2 separate regions of the Mus musculus genome follow, and region 2 is linked to region 1. A link is a loop called in an ENCODE intact Hi-C map of the cell type or tissue named here. Cell type or tissue: heart. All regions are shown on one strand. Each heading gives the region's core, and the rest is flanking DNA. Links, peaks and the distances in the headings are about the cores only.

Evidence for each region. A loop is a pair of places that touch in the nucleus more often than their neighbours do. Peaks named below come from ENCODE experiments on the same cell type or tissue, not always from the same donor. Only the 100,000 strongest peaks of a DNase experiment are listed, where the experiment ranks them.
Region 2: it touches region 1 in a loop (2.9-fold over the local background); 1 of 42 quality-filtered maps calls a loop at or near these places.

Annotation. Positions count from the first base shown.
Region 1 is chr11:75,191,498-75,194,335 of GRCm38, reverse strand. It overlaps Rtn4rl1 (reticulon 4 receptor-like 1), which reads right to left and starts at 343. Exons shown (of 2, transcript NM_177708.5): 1 at 42-343. The coding sequence starts at 54. In heart, for the core only: CTCF peaks have their summits at 445 and 1,379 (motif pointing left); DNase peaks (open chromatin) are centred at 445, 1,315 and 2,355; H3K4me3 peaks cover 1,414 bases; H3K27ac peaks cover 1,817 bases; H3K27me3 peaks cover 1,157 bases.
Region 2 is chr11:75,347,013-75,349,914 of GRCm38, reverse strand. Rpa1 (replication protein A1) reads left to right here and starts at 1,532. Exons shown (of 17, transcript NM_026653.2): 1 at 1,532-1,689. The coding sequence starts at 1,657. It overlaps Smyd4 (SET and MYND domain containing 4), which reads right to left and starts at 1,482. Exons shown (of 11, transcript NM_001102611.1): 1 at 1,164-1,482; 2 at 101-246. The coding sequence starts at 234. In heart, for the core only: no CTCF peak of the experiment used is centred there; a DNase peak (open chromatin) is centred at 1,414; H3K4me3 peaks cover 2,096 bases; H3K27ac peaks cover 1,744 bases.

The DNA of each region.
Region 1 (2,838 bases), core at 1-2,500:
GTTCCATGCAACTCCAACTTGCCCCTGAGGTTCCAACTCACCTTTGCGAAGCATGTTGGCCGCGGGGCCGCCGCTCCGAGGTCGGCCTAGGCGCGCTCCCTCCTGGGGTCCAGATTCAAATCCCTGGGCGCCAGCTGCAGCTAATCCGAGCGCGTCGAGGCGGGGGCAAGCCGGGAATCCGCTTGTGCCCGGCGGCCCGGTCCCGCAGGGGCATGGTGAGCCCAAACCCGGTGCTCAGGGCACCGGCGCCTGCTAGCAACCGCGGCGCTGCCAACCAACGCGGTGCGCTCGCTCAGCCCCGGGCGAGTGGCTTGCTCCGCCGAGCCGGCGGCCTGATTCTGCCGCCCCAAACACTTTGCAGGCGGTTTTGAGGGGGGACGCCGCCCCCTAGCCGGCCAGCCGATGTCCCCTCTTCCCCGCCCCCTCGGGCAGCGGCTGCTGCAAAAGGGCGCTCGTACGCACAGCCTAGCTCCGGGAAAGCGCCCGGCGCGCGTTTGCAGGACCGAGCGATCCGCCGAGCGGGGCGCCTCCCTTCCTCCCCCCGGCTTCCCCCACCTCTCTTCCTCCTCCCTCCCTCCCTCGCTCTTCAGCTCCCTCCCTCCCGCTCCGTTCCCCGCCCCCGCTCACGGAGCGCCTCCCATACAAAATTTATGAAAGTGCTCTCAGCTCGCGGTGCGGAGCGCCGTCCTATTCCCAGGGCAGCGGCGCTCAGCCGTGCGGCGCCGCCTTCCAAGGTGTTTTCGCTGCACCTGCCCCCGGGGATGATCCTCGGCCCGCGTCCGTCCAAGTACCTGCCCCAGTCATCCGCGGGTCGTCCGGCCACTGTAATCGCCCTCCCCGGCCCCGCAGGCTTCTCCGAGCACGCACCCGCAGCCCAGCCCCCGCCTGTTTGCCCTTCGCTGCTGGAGGTCATCAAGAGAAGCGGCTGGAACAGTGTACCGGCCCTGAGCCCCGATGACAAGTCCAACACCCTTGCCCCGTCTCCTCTCTGACCCGCGTCCCTTCCTTCCTGTGAGGCTCGACGGCTCTTCCCTGCCCAGAACTGCTCCGGCGACATAGCCTTCCCCCCACCCCGCCCGCCCATCCAGAGTTCCAAGACACTGTTCTTTGGGGGGAGATGTGCGGGACAGCTAGCATTTGGGGATGTCCAGTTGAAAATCGTATAAAGAACTATGGGAGTTCAGGTGGGCTATCTCTGGCTGGAAGGCCTCCCCGGTCCCCTTTAGTCCTACACAGACCCCACCCATGAGAGGATTCTCCAAACAGGGAGGAGGTACCGCCTGAAAAGCCGGTCGGTCCTGCAAGGGCCCTTTGGGCCAAGTGTGGAGAAGGTTCAAGCCAGCAGAGATCCTAGGTGGAGGCCGGCACCCCCTACTGGCCCGGGATAAGAAGGACTCCCTAAGAGGAAAAAGACTGGGCCAGGTCACTCGTTGAACATATTAGAGTTTTATGTATTACACTATGTGGAAATTCAGCCAGTGAAAAAGAGAAGGTCCCTGTCCTCCTTGAGTTTATACTCTAATAGGACAAAAAGAGAAAAGTTCAGATGATGGAAGTGTCTGGAAGAAAGACAAAGAGGGTGTTGCTCTGGAGCTGATCCGGGATGCGAGTGGGGGATGGGGTGGAAGTGGAGCTAATGTGACAGCTGCCATCTAACCAGAGATCTAAGTTCTCTGTGGAGTAAACTTGGAGGGGTGATCAGAAGTCAGAAGCAAGGCCATTATCACTGGCACGAATACAGATACTCAGAACCCTAAGGTCCCGGCCCCTGGTTTGAGCTGAGTGTGAGGGAGAATCAGACCTGATTCTCCCTCAGAAAGTCTGGGTTCAACAGGTGGAGCAGAGAGGACACCTGGAAAGGAAAGACTGCACAAATGTTTGAAGTAACCTTGTTTAGAACATTCTTCAGCTTGGTCCTTCTAGGGTTGGGAACACAAAGTGAGGTATTCCTTAGTTCCTGCCAGCTGCAGGAACCTGCACCACCTGAGCCCTGGCAAACTAAACTCTTAGAACAGAGCTGTGGAGACACAAAACTAAGGCCCAGAGAGGCTAGCTGACTTGCTCAGCAGCATCCAGTAATCAGTACTAAACTGTGGGCCAGGATGAGGGCTTTGCTATTCACTTTCCCACCTTCCCGTGCCGCCTCCCCATGAACCCCTTGCCCCATCGACTCCAATGTATTGGGCAGACTTGGGCGGTGTGAGTGTGAGAAGCAGTTATTTTGGGATTTAGGAGGGCTGGATGTTGACTTGGAGTCCAGCCAGGGAATGGGGGTGGCTGTTGGTGGGTGTTGTGGTGTAATGGGGGAGGGGGTTGCATTGAGCCTGCCTTCTCATCAGGCAGTAATTACTCAGACTGCTGAGTAACTCAGGAAGGGGGACCCTCACTGGACAGATGGAAGTGTCCTCAGCCCAAGCTGATTGACAGTTACCACTGTCCTGCTCGGCAAGGTCTTAGGGACACAGTCACGATGGTTTTGCACTGCAGCCTTTATCCTGTATCATCTGGTTTCCTAAGTGGGGGCAGGGCTGCTCACATGTGACAGAAGCTATACAGCAATGTTGGGAGACGGTGGTGCATACCTCTGATCAGGTAAAGGCCCCAGGAGATGAGAGGGCTGCTGGGGAGAAGCCATTGGGCCATTGGCACCAATCTTTCCACTATAGAACTTGAAGTGAAAGCTAGAACAGAAGGTGCCCACGGACAGACTAGGCTTTGGTATGCTGAGGTGGCAGAGTGGGCTCCAGAATGCACTGAGGGGTAGGGATGTCTAGAGAGGCTGGGAGACACAGGAAGCCCAGGCTGGACTCTTATTAAGGTGAACCATTGTTCCTTGAT
Region 2 (2,902 bases), core at 257-2,756, 160 kb before region 1:
TATAAAGCTACTCTCTCCTATAAAAAAGAGATATTCAGACCAAATGACAAGGCAGAACATTTTCCAGACCAAAATTTCCCTGAAGTTTCCATTCACTTACTGAAGAAGGGAAGAAGAAGGAAGGAAGATGTCGCTCAAAGTCTCTGCTGTAGAAATTGTGTCCTGCACAGACTTCGGGAGTGAAGCCCACTTCTTAAGTAGGTAGGACTTCCATTCATCCACCGGTAGATCCATGCTGCCGCAGCTCTGTAAAGTCAGAACATGAAGATTCAGCTTTCTATTAATGCATAGTTCTAGAAAATCGAGATTTCATCCTACCAAGTGACACGCAACCAAAATCATTTCTTCTGGGGTTTTCTATAGCTGTTGATATGCTGAAGGAGAGTTAATCTGTGGTGTGGTACCAATTCACCCAGACATATTCTTTGGAACTGTTTGAGAAACTATAGTAGGTTGTGGTTGTACAAACAGAGATCAAAATACCAGTAGATGGCTACTATTCCAGTCTTTCTAGACCTGTTTACCTTAGTTGCCCAAAGTTTTCCAGACTTCTTACTCCAGCAACTATGAAGTTAAATATTTTCATTTCTTAGACGGCTCAGTTTTCTGTTTTGATCTCCAGGTCTTTCTTTCAGTTCATATAGCCTCTCTCCCTTTTTATTTTTATTACTTTTTTTTTTTGAGACCGGATCTTATGTTAGCCTGGCTGGCTTCGAACTCAGAGATCTGCCTGCTTTTACCTCGAATGCCACCACGCCTGGGTCCCAAATTTTGATTTTTCAGGGTCTCATTTAGTTCAGGTTGACCTCGAACTCAACGGTGTTAAGGGTGACCTTGAACTTTTGCTGCTTCTACATCCCAAAGGCTGGGATTACAAACAGATCAGAGCCAGCCAGCACGCCAGGCTCTCCAATACTTTTGCATAGGCCATTTGGGCTTTTAGGAACATCACTATCCTCACTGGAATCCACCTGACAAATTTCTACACACACTTTAACTCAGTTCAAACCGCATCGCCTCTCGAAAGCCTGATTGATTTTTGACCCCCACTCTGGAGCTCCACATGTGTGGCCCATATCGCGTCTACCATCCTTGAGGCTGGGTTCCTTGCGGCCACAACTCTCAGGTGGAACTCAAGAGGGCGGAGACTGAGTCTGATTTACCTTGTTTATCCCACAGTGCCAAGCTCTGGGCCTGGCACCGGCGCCGGGCACGCACTGCGTGAAGAAGTACCCAGGTCACTGCTTTGACTATATTTAGCAGCAGTTACCAGGGGAGAGCTCCGACTGTTCCCTGGGTTGCCATTCTGTCTGTCCGCCAAAGGACTGGGCGGGCAAAGTTCCGACAGCTGGCGGGGGAACAACTCAGTAGCACCGCGCTGACACAGGCGCACTGCGACCCAGCGCCCCGCCCTCACGTCCCGCCATCCCGCCACTAGGCCTCGAACCCGGCCTCGGAAGAGTCACGTGCTCTGCCTGCCGCGCGGTAGCCAATGCGGTGGCTATCGGCGTCTAGGCCCGCCCCTCGCACCGCGCTCACGCTGGGGGCGGATCGGCACGCACAGTTGCTCTAGCCAATCGTTGAGCAGCCCGCGGGACCCCGGCAGAGAAGCTCAGGCGGTGCAAGAGCGCGAGCGCGGGAGTTAGCGGTGCAGCCATGGTGGGACACCTGAGCGAGGGGGCCATCGAGGTAAGGAGACGACCCTGAGCGGGCTCGATGGCCCTAGCAGCGCGGCCTTGGAGCGGTGCAAAGAGGACCCGGGGAGGGAGCCGCTGTCGATCGGGAGAGCGTCAGGGAGGAAATTATACGGCCGCGGGGGAGCATCCCGGGGTCTCTAAGACCATCAGAGGATGCTGGAGGCAACCCGGTACTGGCAGAAGAACTCACGAGTTTTTTTAGTTTGTTTACATCTAAGAAAACAAGACAAATAAACATGCCGCTGTCTATCTTCGGCGGCCTCTGTTTCCTCCCTTTCTCCATCACCCCAAACTTTTTGGACTTGTTTTCGGCTGTTTTACTTCTTTTACATCCTCCTAACTCATTATTGCTACTAGACATCTCTCTGGTCACGAGAGAGAAAACGCTGACCGAAGTCACCAGTGGCTTCCCAGTAGCCAAATCAGAAGACATTTTAAAATTTTTCAGCCGACCTAATTGTTTGAGCTTGTTGGCTTCTTTCTGCTAACACTCCTCTCTTGCTAGTGTTCTGTGTTTCATGTTGACAACTTTTTCCTTATTTTACCGGCAAACCCCATAGATTTTTTTGTCGAGCCAAGGCCCTCTGCAGACTAGTTTATAGCCCTTCACCTGCATGTTATTAATTCTTTCCTGCTGAGCTTCCTTCGATCTGCCCTCTATCTTCAAAGTCATTTTCAATTGAACATATATCAGAGCAAATCCTTTATGTCCCTCTAAGTCTGAATTTTAAAAAAGAGTGTGTGTGCGCGTGCGCCAGTGTGTAGTATGTACACATATGTATGACATCTTGGGGATGGCGAATGTGCGTCGGATGCCAGAGGACAACTCTGGGACGTTGTTTCTCTTCCCACTCCGCTGTGGATTCTGTGGATTGAGCTCAGGTAGCTGGGCTTACACAGCAGGCACCTCTACCACAGAGCATCCTTTTGCCCGACTCTGGACACCTAGTCCATCACCAGTTGAAGTATATTTTAACTCCACACTTAACTTTTCCATCCCCACTGGAATAGTCTTTTTTTTTTTTAAAGATTTATTTATTGATTATATGTAAGTACACTGTAGCTGTCTTCATACACTCCAGAAGAGGGAGTCAGATCTTGTTACGGATGGTTGTGAGCCACCATGTGGTTGCTGGGATTTGAACTCCTGACCTTCGGAAGAGCAGTCGGGTGCTCTTACCCACTGAGCCATCTCACCAGCCCTG